Linked DNA regions of Homo sapiens: region 2 is linked to region 1. A link is an interaction called in ENCODE POLR2A ChIA-PET data of the cell type or tissue named here. Cell type or tissue: A673. All regions are shown on one strand. Links, peaks and the distances in the headings refer to the core of each region. The heading gives the core; the rest is flanking DNA.

The links. Peaks named below come from ENCODE experiments on the same cell type or tissue, not always from the same donor. Only the 100,000 strongest peaks of a DNase experiment are listed, where the experiment ranks them.
Region 2: POLR2A ChIA-PET joins it to region 1 with 13 read pairs; 1 of 35 experiments calls an interaction of 5 or more read pairs at or near these places.

Annotation. Positions count from the first base shown.
Region 1 is chr5:154,159,581-154,167,738 of GRCh38, reverse strand. No RefSeq gene overlaps it. Among named protein-coding and RNA genes, the nearest start is that of GALNT10, 27 kb to the left of the region's middle. RefSeq lists a silencer at 1-130. In A673, for the core only: no CTCF peak of the experiment used is centred there; a DNase peak (open chromatin) is centred at 3,418.
Region 2 is chr5:154,766,594-154,774,751 of GRCh38, reverse strand. All of the region lies in intron 1 of LARP1 (La ribonucleoprotein 1, translational regulator), which reads right to left. Among named protein-coding and RNA genes, the nearest start is that of LARP1, 15 kb to the right of the region's middle. RefSeq lists a silencer at 4,405-4,464. In A673, for the core only: no CTCF peak of the experiment used is centred there; no DNase peak of the experiment used is centred there; H3K27ac peaks cover 679 bases.

The DNA of each region.
Region 1 (8,158 bases), core at 1,105-6,104:
AGACAAGACTACAGATCATCCCAGATGTGTTTTCTTGGGCCCGTCACATCAGCTCTGTAAACCTGTTTCCTTGTTAAATGGGGATGATTGTAGTGCTTACACATAGAGGGATTATGCCAAACCCTTTGTACTGTGTTTACACAGGTGGGTTCTTAGTAAGTGATAGCTGTTATTTGTGATTTCCTGGTAGTTTATTTCTATTTAATGTGGCTTCTTCCCTAATCAGCCCCATCCTTGGTAGAGTTTGACAAGTTGGAGAACTTAGTCCTCTGGATCCCTGGTCTTCTCTTTTAACATTCCTGCCCTGCTTGTGGACACCTTTTCAATTCATTGTGGGGGCCCACAACCCCTACAGATCTTAGAGATTAGGCATCCTGCATTGATATGCAGATTCCTGAACCCTGCATCAGAGATTCTGCCTCACCAGGATGGGATCAGGCCCAGGAATCTGCATTTTAATGAGTTCCCCAGGTGATTCTCATACAAGCAACAACTCTTGGAGAAATATTGTGGCTGAGAAAGTAGGTTGGCAGGCAGAACCAAGAGCACTGGCTGAGAGGCAGACTCCTGTTCAACCTAATCCAATTTTCTTTCTTTCTTTCCTTCCTTCCTTCCTTCCTTTCTTTCCTCTTTCTTTCCTTCCTTCCTTCCTTCTTTCCTTCCTTCCTTCCTTTCTTTCCTCTTTCTCTCTTTCTCCTTCCTTCCTTCCTTCCTTCCTTCCTTCCTTCCTTCCTTCCTTCCTTCCTTCCTTCCTTCCTTCTTTCCTTCTTTCTTTCTTTTTTTTTTTCTTCAAAATCTCACTCTGTCGCCCAGGCTGGAGAGCAGTGGAACAATCTCAGCTCACTGCAACCTCTGCCAGCCGGGTTCAAGCTATTCTCCTGCCTCAGCCTCCCAAATAGCTGGGATTAGAGGTGCCTGCCACCGCGCCTGGCTAATTTTTGTAGTTTTAGTAGAGATGGGGTTACACATCTTGGTCAGGCTGGTCTTGAACTCCTGACCTCGTGGTCCACCCGCCACGGCCTCCCAAAGTGCTGGGATTATAGGCGTGAGCCACCGCGCCAAGCCTCTAATAGAATTTTCTAAGAGTCAAAGCTGCATAAGAATGAATTAAGCTGCCCTAAAAAGTAGTGAGCCCCCTGTCAAGGAAGGTGTGCAAGCAAATGCCAGGTAAATATCTGACAGAACTAGGAGAGAAACTTTAGTTCAGGAGTTAAATTTTATGACCTTGAAAATTTCTATGATTCCATCTTCTTTTTCCTTTATCTCTCAGGAAACGCTTTGTCTCTTCAGAGATTTTTGGTTCAAGTCTCATGTTTGAGAAAATGCAATAAACACTTTTGTGTCCTAGGACAGAAAGCTGGTGACAAAGAAGAGCATTTCAAGCTGCCCCATCTAATTGTGTCAACAGAGGGGTTTCCCCCCGCCCCGGCCTCTGGGGAAGAGTCCTGCCTCCAGCCTTCTGTGCACCCCTCCCCATTCCTTCCCCACGCCCGCATAAATAATTTTTAAAAAGAGTTGGAAGCAAAGGAGGCTGTAGAGTCAGCTTGAGACTGCTCAAGAGGGGACTTGGAGCAGGCGCGTCTCGCAGTAACTGTGCCTATCGTCGCGTGTAATCGCTGCCATGTGTCTCTGTCAAGAACTTGAGCAGCCTTCAGCAAGGTCCCTGGAAACTCCCCTGTCAGGACCCTCTGGGCGGGAGACAAATGGGTAAGTTAGGACAGTGATAAATCCTGCTGTCCTTCTGTAGTCAGATCCCCTGCAGCAAAGCAGCTCAGCAGGGCACAGGAGGTAAGCAAACCTCAGGTGTGAGACTAGGTTGTGTGGGTGCTTTGCAAGTACATCTGTCTCTGAAAGCGGGTCCTGGCCAACAATTTGGTTGAGTAGATGGGTTGATATGCCAGTTGTTAAGGATCTGAGAAAGTAGTTGGAGGGAGCGGAAAGGGTTGTTTTTTTTTTTTAACCTGCTAACTTCCCCACCAATCAACAGTGAGGGCCCAGCCTTCTCTGGCCCTAGGCTGGCATCTTCCAGATCTGAACCTGGATGGATTTCTTTTCCCCTGTGTTATAAAAGCCAGGAGAAAGCATCCCACTCCACAGCCAGCCCCAGAGCTATCCTTGGAGACCCAACTCCTCTGAGCCTAAACTGAACATTTCCTCCTTGGACCAACCCCCATCCTCATTTAAGGGCATTGAATCTATCTCTTTAGGCACCTGCCATTTTTGCTCTTCAAATGACACTTTTAAGAATGGTGGCCATCTGTTGAGCACCTCCCATGAGCCAGACACAGTGCTAAGAACACCACATGCGTAACCTCAAATGTTCATAAGCATAAAATTACTAGTTCCATTTTACAGATGACAAAAATGAGGCACAGGGTGGTTAAGTGACTTGCCCAGGTCTGTGTGACCTAAAATCCATAACTGGGTTGGAGGGGAGAATAACGCAATGAATATAGACACTGGATCAGACCCCCTGGTAATGAATCAAGGCTTTGGCTCTTACTAGTTGTCAAAAGGGATGCTATAACTTTTCTAAGCCTTAGCTTTTCTCTTTATAAAATAGAGATAATAATAGCTGGGAGTGTGGCTCACACTTGTAATCCCAGCACTTTGAGAGGTTGAGGAGGGTGGATCACTTGAGGTCAGGAGTTTGAGACCAGCCTGGCCAACATGGTGAAATCCTGTCTCTACTAAAAATACAAAAATTAGCCGTGTGTGGTGGCATGTGACTGTAATCCCAGCTCTTCGGGAGGTTGAGGCAGGAGAATCACTAGAACCTGGGAGGCAGAGGTTGCAGACAGCAGAGATTGCACCACTGCATTCCAGCCTGGGCAACAGAAAGAGGCTCCGGCTCAAAAAAAAAAAAAAAAAAAAAAAAAAAAAAAAGATGGAGGGCGGGGATAATAATAATACCTATTTTAAAATTTGTAGTAGGCAAAATAATGGTCCCGCAAATATGTCTACATCCTAATCTTTGGAATCTTTGAATATGTTACCTTACGTGATCAAATGTAAGCATGAATGTAAAGGTGCTTTGCATGTCAATAATAACAATAATAGTAATAATAATTATTACAATTATATGCCAGACACTGTTCTAAAGAGAATCATTGAGAATGTGACAGAATCCGCCAAATGTCACCCTCCCATCCAAAAGACCCCTCCTAGCCAAATTTCCTGTGGAAGATGTTCTCTCAACCATTCCTTTCCTCTTCCCTGGACCAGAGATGAAATAACTCACAGGCAGCTCTCCAGATGAGAGGAAAATGAAGAAGGTAGTGCTTATTACAACATAAAAAGGACCAGGCTCTGTTTACTCAGATTGGGAAACAGATTCTAGGAACAATGTGTCTGCTCCAATGTAATTATCCTGTAAGTGGTCGGCATTTTACTCAGCTCCAAAACTCATGAAGAGGCTTCAAAGAAGTACCCTGGGGACTGTTTTATCAAAAGGGACTTAAGAAGGGGTAAAGTTTTGAGATCAAACTAAGCTCTTAATTGAATCAGCAAAAACTGAAAAAATTTTGAAAGGGAGTTTTGTGCAACAGCAGGAAAACATTTTGGATATGCAGACTGAAAAGAAAAGAGAGAAACAGATCCAGATACCTGGCAGAATATCTCTGCACTGTTGGCTAGTGTTAGTGAGAGGAGAAAGAAATGAAGTTACCGGAATCATAAACCCCTAGCTTGGAAGAAACATGAAGCTTCCATCTGTTTCATCCTTTTCACTTAATTCACTTACATTTAATTCAACATATCCATTCATTCATTTTTCAATAAATACAGACCAAGCACCTGCTAAGTGCTGCTGTGTTACGTGGTGGGGACGCAATGGAGAACACAACACAGTCCTTCCTTCCAGGAGCTTAGGGTGCTCCAGCTCCCACATACCCATTTTAGCAGGAAGTCTCTAATCCTACCATCTCCCCACCCCCATGCTCCACTTACTTTTCCACAAAATCTCACGGGGCTTAGCAGGAGAGCCAGTGCTTATACTCCAGCCTATTTGCCTTTAGAACCAGATGAGTTTGGGATTCAGAAGGCCAGACCCTGGTCCTGTTTCTGCCTCCTAGTCTCAACATGATCTTGGAAAAGAAAATTCTATTCATATGTGGAGGAAACTGAGCTCAGGGAAGGCTTTCCTCCTCTTGCTCCCCCAACCCCCATGTTGTGTTCAAATCTTGGCTCCCCTACCCACAAGCTGTGTGCTCATAAGCAAGTTGCTTAACCACTCTGTTCCTCTGTTTCATCATGTGTAAAATAGGATGTTGGAAGTCTTTGTTAAAATAAATGTATGTGAAATGGTTAGAATAGAGTCAAGTATATAATAAACATTTAATAGACATTAACCATTATTATTAGAGCACTGTGGACCTGTGGATCATTTTTTTCATAGTATTGATCACTGTTTGATATTACATATTTTAGTGATTATTAGATTTAATCTGCCTCCCCTCATTAGACTATAAACTCTGTAAGGGCTGTTTTACCTAGTCTCAACAGCTACTTCAGTGATAGGCACATAATAGGAGCTCAATAAATATTTGTTTAATGGGTTAATGAATGAATGAATTTCTTCCCCAACCCATCTCAGATTGCAGAGGAAAGAAGAATCTGAAGGGCTGCCAGAGCATCTGTTCCCGGAGGTTTTTTCAAACAAGTTCCAACAGCTGTTTGTGCTAGAAGCCACCATAAAAAGCATTCTTAAAAGCAAGAGGGAAAGAACAGCAGTAACGAAGAGATCTATGACCCAGCTGGGATCCTGGATCTATGGCTGCAGCAAGGCTCAGGGGAGGGAAGCGGGAGTGCAGGAAGGTAGATGCAGGGGCTGAAGAGAGGCAGACAGAGGCATAATTTTGAACCAGAGACAGAGAGATGCTCAGTGAGAAAGATGCCCAGAGAGGCAGAGACAGGCACTGAGAGGCACTCTGTGGTTGACAGAGACAAAGATGGAGTGGGAGAAGGAAAGGAGGGCAGACAAGTGTTTGAACTGGCAGCTAATTCCCCAAATCCTTGAGGGGTTTTGAGAGATAGAGAGTAATGCAGGCTTCAGCCTTGCCTGGTTGATTTATGACCAGCGAGAGTTGAGCCACAGTTGAGCTAAGCACATTAGGCGGCTGTGTGGCCTGGAACTTCTTGCAGTCATGCCTGGGACTTCCCTGGAGCAGATCGCAGGATAGAGAGGCTGTCTGCTCTAATGGGATGTGAACAGTTCTCAGAATCAGGGAAATCATAACATGGAGGACTTATACGTTTGTAATTACCCTCCGTTCTAATTGGGAGCCACACAAGAAGTTTTGATGGGAAAGACTGACCCTGTTGGCTGGGCTTCCTTCCACCCTTCCTTTTCTCCTTCTTCCCTCCTTTCTTCCCTCCTCCCTACTTTTTTCCCTCCTCTCTCTCTTCCTTCTTTCCTCCCTCCCTCCTCCCTTCCTTCCTTCTTTCCTTTCTCATTTATTAAGCATTTGGAATGTACAAGGCAACCAGGGATGTGGTGATTAGAGAAGACATGATTCTTAAGTTTTAAAGGGCTCTCAGTGGCACAGCATAAAGAGGAGAAAAGCAGGCAGCAGAATAATAGGTACAGTGTGATACCATTTATATAAACTACTTTTGTTATTTTTATTTGTTCATGATACATGTATTTAATGGATACTTATAAGTATAAAAACAGATTAGGCAGAAATTATCAAAATTTATATCTGAGGTTCCTGGGGGATGAGGTGAGGAGGAAATGAAACCTGGAATGGGAATCAGGGGATTTCATCTTCAGATGAGTGACATATTGCTTATTTTATTAAAAAAAAAGAAATCTGACAATTTTTTTTGGTTATTTTTACACGGCGGATACATGGTAATTTGGCATATACTATTCTTTTAAAGTTTCTCAGAATCCAAAAAAAAAAAAAAAGCTCAAGAAATTGAAACATTGACTGTAATTCACTGAGACAAGTCACTTTTATAGATATATTCTGCATGAATTTCAGAAGGTGGAAGCAGCAAGGATGATCAGAAGGTGGAACTTAATCCTTCTCTCTCTCGTACCCCAATCCATCTATTCCCCAGTCCATATTTTCAGGAACACATTCCCCAGGATTGATCAAAGAAGCTACTACATACTAAGTCAAATAAAATATGATGCTCATCTTCTAGCTACTACATGCTAAGTCAAATAAAATATGACTCTTACCTTCTAGAGACCTCCAAGAGTCAGGAACTTGGGTTGTTAAGGCAGGAAGGGGCTGAGAATTGGGAGCCAAAGTGAGTAGACTCCTCTGAGCATCTCTGGAAAGGAGGCACTGGCCATCCATGGTCTCTGTCTCCTTAGACACCTTAATTTGTAGGCAGGTGGTATAATGAAAAGAGCACAGGCTTTGGAGTCTGTCAAATCTGGGATAGGGGCTCCATAGTAGCTATGTGACCTTGGGCAAATTACTAAGTCACTGTGTACTTCAGTTTCCTCATCTGTAAAATGAGGACAATAATATTTCCCAAGGTTGCTGCGATGTTTAAATGACCCAGTAGAAATCAAATGACAACAAAGCCCAGCATAGTGTCCAGCAAACAATAGAGCAGCATGGGTTAGTCTCTTCCTTCCCAGGAGTAGGATTTCCTCAGTGGGACATCTGAAATATGGCTCCATCAGTCACACGCAGTAAAAGGCCAGAGTCACCAGGACTTCTTTGTCTTAAAAATCTTCCCCCATGGAGAAAGCAGCAATTTAAGTGGCAAAGATGGTGTAGACCTTGGGCCTAAACAAGTCCCATGCCTAGGAGGAGGCAGGAGTGTCAGGATCACAGAACAACAGAGCTGGAAGAGACATCACCAAACCTCACTGCACATCACCTGGAAAAAATTACTCAGATTCTCTCTCTCTCTCTCTTTTAATTCTTTTTTTCGAGACAGTGTCTCACTCTGTCACCCAGGCTGGAGTGCTGTGGTGAGATCTCTGCTCACTGCAACCTTCGCCTCCTAGGTTCAAGCAATTCTTCTGTCTCAGCCTCCCAAGTAGCTGGGACTACAGGTGTGCGCCACCATGCCCAGCTAGTTTTTTATGTATGTTTAGTAGAGACAGGGTTTCACCATGTTGGTCAGGCTGGTCTCAAACTCTTGACCTCAAGTGATCTGCCCACCTCAGCCTCCCAAAGTGCTGGGATTACAGGCATCAGCCACTGAGCCTGGCCAAATCACTCAGATTCTTAAGCCTCAGATTAGAATGGCCAAGACTGGGGTGCAGAAATCTTTTCTTCTGTGAAAACTCCCCTTAAAATACAAATTAAAAGAATGACATATCATTTTTCATCCATAATATGGCAAACAAAAATTTGAGAACATCAAACATTGTTGGAAAAATGTGTGCTCTTAACCACTGCTGGCGGGTGCAGCCGCTTTGGAGAGCAATTAAAATTGTCCAAACCCTATTGTCTGGGATCCATGTCAGAGACTTTGTACAAAGAGGCCTGCCTGAGGATCCTTGTTGAAGGACTGTTTGAAATAATGGAAAGTTGAGAACAAACGAAAGCAGAGAGGAATGTCTGGATAAACCAGGCTATACCTGTATCTCGCAATACTATCCAGCTAAAAATAATTAGGTGAACCTCTAAATACTGACTTAGAAACAGCTCCAAGAAATATCGTGTTCTAAAAAGGAAATTGCAACATCTTACATACAACATGACTTTTATGGAAAAAGAATAACAAACAGGTAGTACTCTATATATTCCGTGGGTACATCATATCCATAAATGTACAGAAAAAGATCTGTAAAGATACACACTAATCTGTTAACTGGAAGGACAGAGAGATAGTGGAAAAGGATAGTTTCGCTTTATATATAATGTCTTAACTTTTTACCAGGAGAGCATATTTATTTGCTACTTATGCAAAAATTATTGAAACAGCTTTATTGAAGTATGATTGACACATACAATATCTTGTGCACATTTAAAGCATACAATTTGACACATGAACACAGCTGTGAAACTATCACTATAATCAAAATAATAAAGATATTTATCAGTTACACCCAGAAGTTTGCTTATGTGATAAAATTCTGTCCAATGACATGTAAGTGCAATTCTGTGGAGAGACTTCTAGAAAAGGCTTCCTTTCTGTTACAAAGAGACACACAGGAAGAAAAAAACTCTTCTTTTGCTGG
Region 2 (8,158 bases), core at 1,516-6,515, 610 kb before region 1:
AGAGCTGGCACCTCAGAGGGGCAATGGCAGTGATGATATGTGGGCAGAAAAGGCCTGGGGCAGGGACAGCAGAGAACATCCCAGAGCAACTACAAGCCCAGCAACAGCCAATAGGGACCTTTACTGCCTCTCCAATCCCACCTCAGAGGAAATGCAAGAGATTAAGTCTTCCCAAAGGTAGTACCAACCCGTTATATCCAAGGGTTTGAGTAATAAGACTAGACCCCAGGAGAAATGAAAAGATGGTGCCTTAGACTCCTCAGCTCTGGCAAATGCCATCTTGAGCAATATCCTACCTCGAGGGAATTTGGCTCCCAGAGTGCAAACCAAGGCACCCCCTCACTCCCTGGAGCAGACCCTCCCCAGCCTGGAGACTTGGCACAGGGCTGCTGGGTGCCATAGCTGCTACTCCCTGCAGTGCAAACAAGCATGGGGCAGGGATGCAGTGATGCAGAGAAAGGCTGGCTTCCCTGGATCCATCCAGTATTTAAACTCCATCCAGTCTTTAAACCCCCAATCATCAGTACTCTGGTCCCTTTCATCTGAGGGCTAACCCAAGTCAGCTGCTCATCCTCAGCCCTCCTCCAAAGGGACGGAGGAGGCCAGCAGCAAGCCAATGGCATATCTAAGAAGCAGCCCAATTTTACAGGCTGAAAAACTGAGGCACCGGTTTAGGTGTGGAGAAACAAAAAAAAAAAAAAATGAAGCCAGGCTTCTACAAATCTCAAACCTGCATGACGTTCTTGTCACAAAGTGGCCTAGTGTGAGGCACTTGTGCCCACACTAGGGGTGCAGGATTGTTGGACAAACCAATTATTTAGAGATTTCTATGTCCCAACCTGACTCAGGCCAACCCATGTCCCCTTCTGCAACTACTCTGGCCCAACTGGTCTTTTTCCCACTGCCTATCCACATTTGTTCTCCCCAAGAGACAGGCCAGTGCTGGCCTGCTTCCATCAGCGGGGTAGGCTGTAGACTTGAGGGTACTCCCAGACAAACCAAGTGGAAGGCCTTTGCCCACCCTCCATTAGTTTCCTCTTTGTACTTCAAGTAGTTCCAAAACCAGGCAGGAAGCTCTCAGAATCTGGCAGATGAGTGGAAAGAACACTGGACTGGGAGTTCAGGGTGCTTGTGTTTTAAATATCCTATCCCTGCGTGGCAGCTCGGTTAAGTATCTTCCCCTATCTGTGCCTGCTTCCCCCAGCACAGTGCTGTGGGGGAACATGCACTTACACATGTGTGCATGTGATTTGTGGCCCAGGCTCAGAGGCCTCAACCCCAGCGTGCCTGCAGAGGGCAGGGAAAGAGTGGAGGGCTCACAGGTAGCAGCTGGGTATGTGCCTTCACAGCCACAGTTCCTTAACCTTTCTCTCAACAGCAAACTGTTACCTTCCTTCCTAAGGTGGCTTTGAGGGTTACAAAAAGATTAAGTCCCCTTGAAAGCCTATGTTTCTAAATGGAAAAAATATATAGCTTACAATACAGTGGATCCCTGCCCCCCTAGCCATAGTTTGTAACCCATGGTCAACTGAGACCCCAAAATACGTGAGTACAGTATAAGATATTCTGAGGTGACAGAAGCCCCCATTCGTACGTTTTCTTAATGAAATCAGCAATAAGCCCTTCCAGTACAAAAACTGGGCGGACTAAACTTCCAGTCATGGAGCCTTCCTTGTTCTTTATCGCAACTCTTCCCTCTTCCCAGTTGTCCCAACAGTAACTCAAAGGATAGAACAGCAAGGTCTTTTAAAAAAAAAAAAAAAAAAAAAAAGGCCAGGTGCGGTGGCTCATGCCTGTAATCCCAGCACTTTGGGAGGCAGGTGGATCACCTGAGGTCAGGAGTTCGAGACCAGACTGACCGACACGGAAAAACCCCGTCTCTACTAAAAATACAAAATTAGCAGGGTGTGGCAGCACATGCCTATAATCCCAGCTACTCCAGAGGCTGAGGCAGGAGAATTGTTTGAACCTGGGAGGCGGAGGTTGTGGTGAGCTGAGATCATGCCATTGCACTCCAGCCCGGGCAACAAGAGCAAAACTCCATCTCAAAAAACAAAACAAAACAAAAGATATTTTGAGAAGGAGACCACATTCACATAACTTTTATTACAATATATTGTTATAATTGTTGTATTTTGTTGTTGTTAATCTCTTACTGCGCCTAATTTACAAATTAACCTTTATCACAGTTACATATGTATAGGAAAAAACATATAGAGGGTTTAGTACTAGCTGAAGTTTCAAGCATCTACTGGAGGGTCTTGAAATGTATCCCCCATAGACAACGGGAAGGCTACTATACTATGACCCCATTTTGTCTTTTTATTAAAAAGGTGTATATATATGTATACTCTTACACACACTTGAAATACGCTATCCAATGCCATAGTCACGAGCCACAATATGTGGATACTGAGCACTTGAAATGTTCCTAGCCCAAATCAAGAAGTGTGAAAGACATCAAATTTCAAAAACTTAGTAAGAAGAATGTACATTTCATTATTTTTACATTATGTTAAAACAGCATTTTGAATATATTAGATTATTAAAACTGATTTCCCCTGTTTTGGCTACTAGAAAATTTTAATTTACGTGGCTAGCACTGGTCTAGAAAGATACACAATCTCATCAATGCTTATTATATTTATATGTGTATTTATGTTCATGTGCGTTGTATATTTGCTGGTTAGTGGGACAGATTACCAAGGGGTTGTTTTTCTTTTTGCTAAAATATATTTGGACATTTTTCTACAATGAATTGGTGTTGCCTGAGCAACCTGAAGATTTCCCCTTCGAAAGAAGTTAAAAGGCCCAACACATAGGGTATTTTCCGTCCTCTTTGGTAACACAAAGCCAGACAGCCTTCCAAAGCCTGTAGAGAACCCCACCCCCAACCTTTCCTACTGACCCTAAGGCCATTCGTGAAAAACTACAAGGTCTTTCCAGCAGGCCTGCATGTGGCCCGGCAGAGCTGAAGAGGAACATCTCTAGGGGAATAAGAGCCAGAGCTCCCCAGCAGGATCAGTGCCTGGCTTATACCCACTTGGCTTATGTCCCCAGAGCCCACCCTGCCAGCGGAGGCAGAGTTGAGGCGTCTAGGCTGGGCCGTAACAGCCCTATACAGATATCAGCAGCTCAAGATCTGTGCGAGTCCTCTCTCCCCGCCAACAGTTTTCCTGGCAGGATATGTACAATTCTGTGGTCTGGGAGAATGCAAAGCCAGATGATGTGTACGGCATGAACTCTGGAGTCAGTCTGCCATGGGCTCAAACCCCAGCTACTTACTAACTACTGTGAAGCCTTCAGCAAATTAGTGAACCTCTACGAGCACCTGTTTTGTCATCCGTAAAATGAGGATTGTCACTGTAGCTAGATCCCACAGGGTTACTGTGAAAATGAATGGTGACAGTGAATAGGAGTGTGTGGTAGCTTGAAAGTTCAATAATCATGAGATTAGCAGAGGGTCTCCAGGAACTCCGGCCTGGGTTCCTGGGGCATCTGTCCTCACCAAGGCAAGCTACCCATGAGGCAGATTTTAGGACACCTGGCCAAGCCCAAGGACATGATAAAGGCTATTACTCACTGATAAGCACTGCACTTGACAGCACAGGATCCAATCCTTTTTTTTTTTTTTTCTTTTGAGACACAGTCTCGCTCTGCTGCCCAGGCTGGAGGGCAGTGGCGCGATCTTGGCTCACAGCAACCTCCACCTCCTGCGTTCAAGCGACTCTCTCACCTCAGCCACCCGAGTAGCTGGGATTACGGGCGCCTGCTGCCACGCCTGGCTAATTTTTGTATTTTTGTAGAGACGGGGTTTCACCACATTGGGCAGGCTGGTCTTGAACTCCTCACCTCAGGTGATCCACCTGCCTCGGCCTCCCAAAGCGCTGGGATTACAGGCATGAGCCACCGTGCCCGGCCAGGATCCAATCCCTTTATAAAAGTTGTGAGAAATGAAGTTCTAGCCAGGAGAAACTAGAGAGTGGGACTAAAATCAGAACTCCAGTCTGGATTCCCAGACTGTGCTCCAGCAGCTTGCTCTGACTCTGCCCTAAGGATCTTACCTGAAATCAAAAACCCACAGCAGTTCCTGACAAGAAGTCAGGAAGAAAAAACCATGACATACAGACTCAGGGTCAAGATCAGTCCCAACCTCCTGGACTGCCCTCCCAACCATGCCCTTGCCTGTGTCTCAGGCTATTCTCTCATACCCTCATTCCACCTCTACCCTGGGGCAGGGAGAGAGCCAGGGATGGGCAGGGAGGGAGCCAGGGACAGGCCGGGAGAGGTAGCCTAGGCAGGGAAGCACCTGTCCTCAGCATGGCTTTGGGGCCAAGAGATCCAAAACCAGGGGGAAAATGCCTGCCTAAACTACCCTTCTGATCAGGGGATAGTGCAACTAATTCAGCTTCTAGACAGTGTGAGAAGTGAGGAGGAAATACGAAATAGCAATCAGAAAGCTTCCTCTTTAAGTGGTCTAGTCTCAGGACAAAACAGCTAGTTAAAAAAAAAAAAAAAATCAGGCCCAAGTCACTATGCCATCATCCCCCTCCTCTCCATCTTTTTCCTGGACTACTACAGAAGTAGTCTCCTAAGCAGTCTCCTTGCTTCCACCTTGCCTCCTCCCCCTACCTCCTCTGTCCATTTTCCACAGAACTGGGTAATCCTAAAGCAGAAATCAGGTGATATCACCTCTTCCAATGCTTTCAGAACAGGATCCAGACTCCCTAAGCTGGCCTCCAAAGGCCTCCTGTTTCTGATTCTTTGTGTCTCTCTCCCCTCATTCATACAGGCCTTGTCTCTGCTCCTTGGAGAACTCTAAACTCATTACCACCTGGTACTTGTTATTCCTCCAGGTTAGAAGGTTCACCACCAGTCTCCTTATCAATCCTATCTTGGCTCACCGTGAGAGGCACTCCCCAACACTTTGACTGAAGCTGCCCCCAGCTACTGCCACAAGGCCTCTAGCCACATCTTTCTCCTTTATACTCTGAGACTGATCACACAGGGTGTTTGTGCTTAACAGAGCCTTAGAGATTGACATCCAAGATGCTATATCCATTTCGCAGATGAGGGGAGGGAAGCAAAGTCTCACTGGGGCCTAACATAACTCAGTTTCACCTGGCAAGCCCATCCCTTAACTCTCAGAGAGCTTTCTATTGCTGCTCCAGGGCCTCTGGCCACAAAGCTAGGTGAGTCCTATCTCTCCATCACACTCACTCCCCCTACCTCACCTCTATTGAGTGCAACTCCTACCCTAAGACCTTAAAGTCGTCCCCACGTCCCCCACCGCCTCCTCTCATTCTTCTCCCATGAGGATGTTCCTCTGTGAGCTAGGCAGTCTGCTGTCCTTTCTCATTTTTATGATGAAATACACAAAGTCTGGGCCCATAGACCTCATGTTGGAAGGAAGCCTGGATAAAAGATGGCAAACTCAAGGGCCTACAAGAGCCAAGCTGTGGCACTCTTCACCTAAAGGGAGGCTGGGCCCTGCCATCAGACAGCAGTCATGAGAGGTCCAGAGCGGCTAGGCCTTCTCATTTTTACCCCTATAACAGCTTTATTCACATAATTTACATACCATGCAACCCATCCATTTAAAGTACACAATTTGGCCAGGGGCAGTGGCTCATACCTTTAACTCCTGCACTTTGAGAGGCCGAGGTGGGCGAATCACCTGAGGTCAGGAGTTCAAGACCAGCCTGGCCAGTGTGGCAAAACCCAGTCTCTACTAAAAATACAAAAAATTAGCCAGGCGTGATAGGCACCTGTAATCCCACTACTTGGGAGGCTGACACAGGAGAATTGCTTGAACTCAGCAGGCGGAGGTTGCAGTGAGCTGAGATCACGCAAAAAAATAAAGTAAAATACAGCTGGGCAAGGTGGTTCATGCCTGTAATCACAGCACTTTGGGAGGCCAAGGCGGGTGGATCACGAAGTCAGAAGTTCCAAGACCAGCCTGGCCAACATAGTGAAACCCCATCTCTACTAAAAATACAAAAATTAGCCGGGCATGGTGGCGCGTGCCTGTAGTCCCAGCTACTCAGGAGGCTGAGGCAGGAGAATCACTTGAACCCAGGAGGTGGAGGTTGCAGTGAGCCAAGATCGCGCCACTGCACTCCAGCTTGGGCAACAGAGTGAGACTTCGTCTCAAATAAATAAATAAATAAATAAAAATAAATAAATAAAAAATAGGGTACATAATTCAGTGGTTGCTTATTGACTCTGATTTCTTTTTAAAGCTAGAATTCCCTAGGTTTCCAGATAATTTTCTTGATTTTTAAATACAGATGATTAAAGTGTTTTTACATGCAAGTCAATCAAAACTTGTCAGTGGGCTGGACTGACAGGTGACTTCTGCCTTTCAGAATATAAGCCCCACCATGGCCGCAATGTGTCTTGTTTACAACTCTGAATCTCAGGGCCTGACACCTAACAGATACAGTATTCACAACTTTCTGAATGAATGAATCTGAAAAGTATTTTGCCAACTTGTAGCTGCAGAACCCTACAACAAATCATGCTCTAAACTACTGTCCCAAATATTACCATGTCAAGGAACTCAGTATCCCCTGTGACAACTGAATCCATTTAGGGGCACTGTTAAAAGTTACTACTTGACTACAGGCAAAACCTACTAACCCTTCATCTCTCACCTGCCATCAGAGCTTTAGGCCAAGTGGAAAAGATCTATCAAAATTCTGTATTTCAAGACAAGCAGCATTTCCCACCGCACCCCCAAGCTTTGATTCCCTGGGCAAAATAACCCTAGTTCTTCAACCATTCCTTCTTCATAGAAGGATGCATGCAGCCCAGTGAGCCAATTCTTCCAGGTGTTCCTGATTTCCTGTCTCCCACATTTCCTAGAAGCAGCATCCAGCCTCCCATACCCAACCTTGCACTCACCATTTCCAAACCCCACCCCTACACTGGGCTCCAAAACTAGGCTATTCCATCCATGTAATTGGTGTCTCTTCCTCCTACCACTGTTAATACACACGCAGAACAGGAAATACATATACAGAACAGAAAAATCAGAGAGAGCTCTGCTTCTTCAAACAACCTCAAAGCTGCAGAAAGCCATGAAAGAGAGTGGGAGAGTTTTACTGCAAAACGCCTGAACTCATCTCTGACATTCTAACACTAGGGCATTCTCAAGCACCACAATTTGAGCTTCTCACTGTCAAGATTATGGTCCCCAGTGAGTCCTTAAATTCCACTTCAATATGGAGTTGCTTGAGCCAGCCTAGGGCAAGGTCAGAAAAACTGGCTCTGAGAGTTCACGTAGGCTACCTTCCTGTGTATACTCAGGACCAAACTGCAGCAATCAAGGGGAAGAGGACCCAGGACAACAGAGGAAGGCCAGCTATAGCACCTGACTTCTGTTAAGCAAATTGAAGACCTGGGCCAAAGTCAGGGCCTCAAAAGAAGAACATTCAACATTCTTACCATTACCACGTATTACTATGTGCCAGGCTCCAGTTGAGTATTTTTATATATTCACCTAGCTCACATTCATCAATGATCCTAGTACGTGGGCACTCCAGCTATAGCCCCATTTACTGAAGCCCAGAAGTTAGCAACCTATCCAAGGGCACTCAGTGGGTAAATGGCTGCGCTAACTGTGACTGACTGTCCCAAGTTCATGCTCAACTACCCCATTTTACTTCTTCCTCCAGAGGTAGAGTTAAAACAGAACTGTAGTGGGAGCAGTTTCAAGTCTCAGCCTCACTTTGAATTGACTGGAATCCTGAACAACTCCTATTTCCTTTCTGGGCTTGAAGTTCCTAACCTGTAAATGAGAGGTTTAGATTGAATGACCTCTGAGTCCCTTCCAGTTCCAAATATTCCCTCTTCTCTGAAAGGAGGAAGGGAAAACCAAGGCCCTGAGGGCACAGCAATGGAGACAGTGCTGACAACTAGGAAACTGGGCTGGGTAAGCCTAACTATAGCCCAATGTTCTCAAGAACTCAGGGTAGCAGCCTATCTGTAGGCAAATGCAAACCCACTGTTCTCAGCATAGCTGTAAAACCAGCTGATGGTTAGAAGCCTAGCCATGTGGACCACCCCAGGAGAAGGGGGCCGACTGCCACCTGGAAGCCTGCCCCACTGCCCCTTCTACAACTTTCAGGGCCTCTTGTTGTTCCCACCCAGCCAG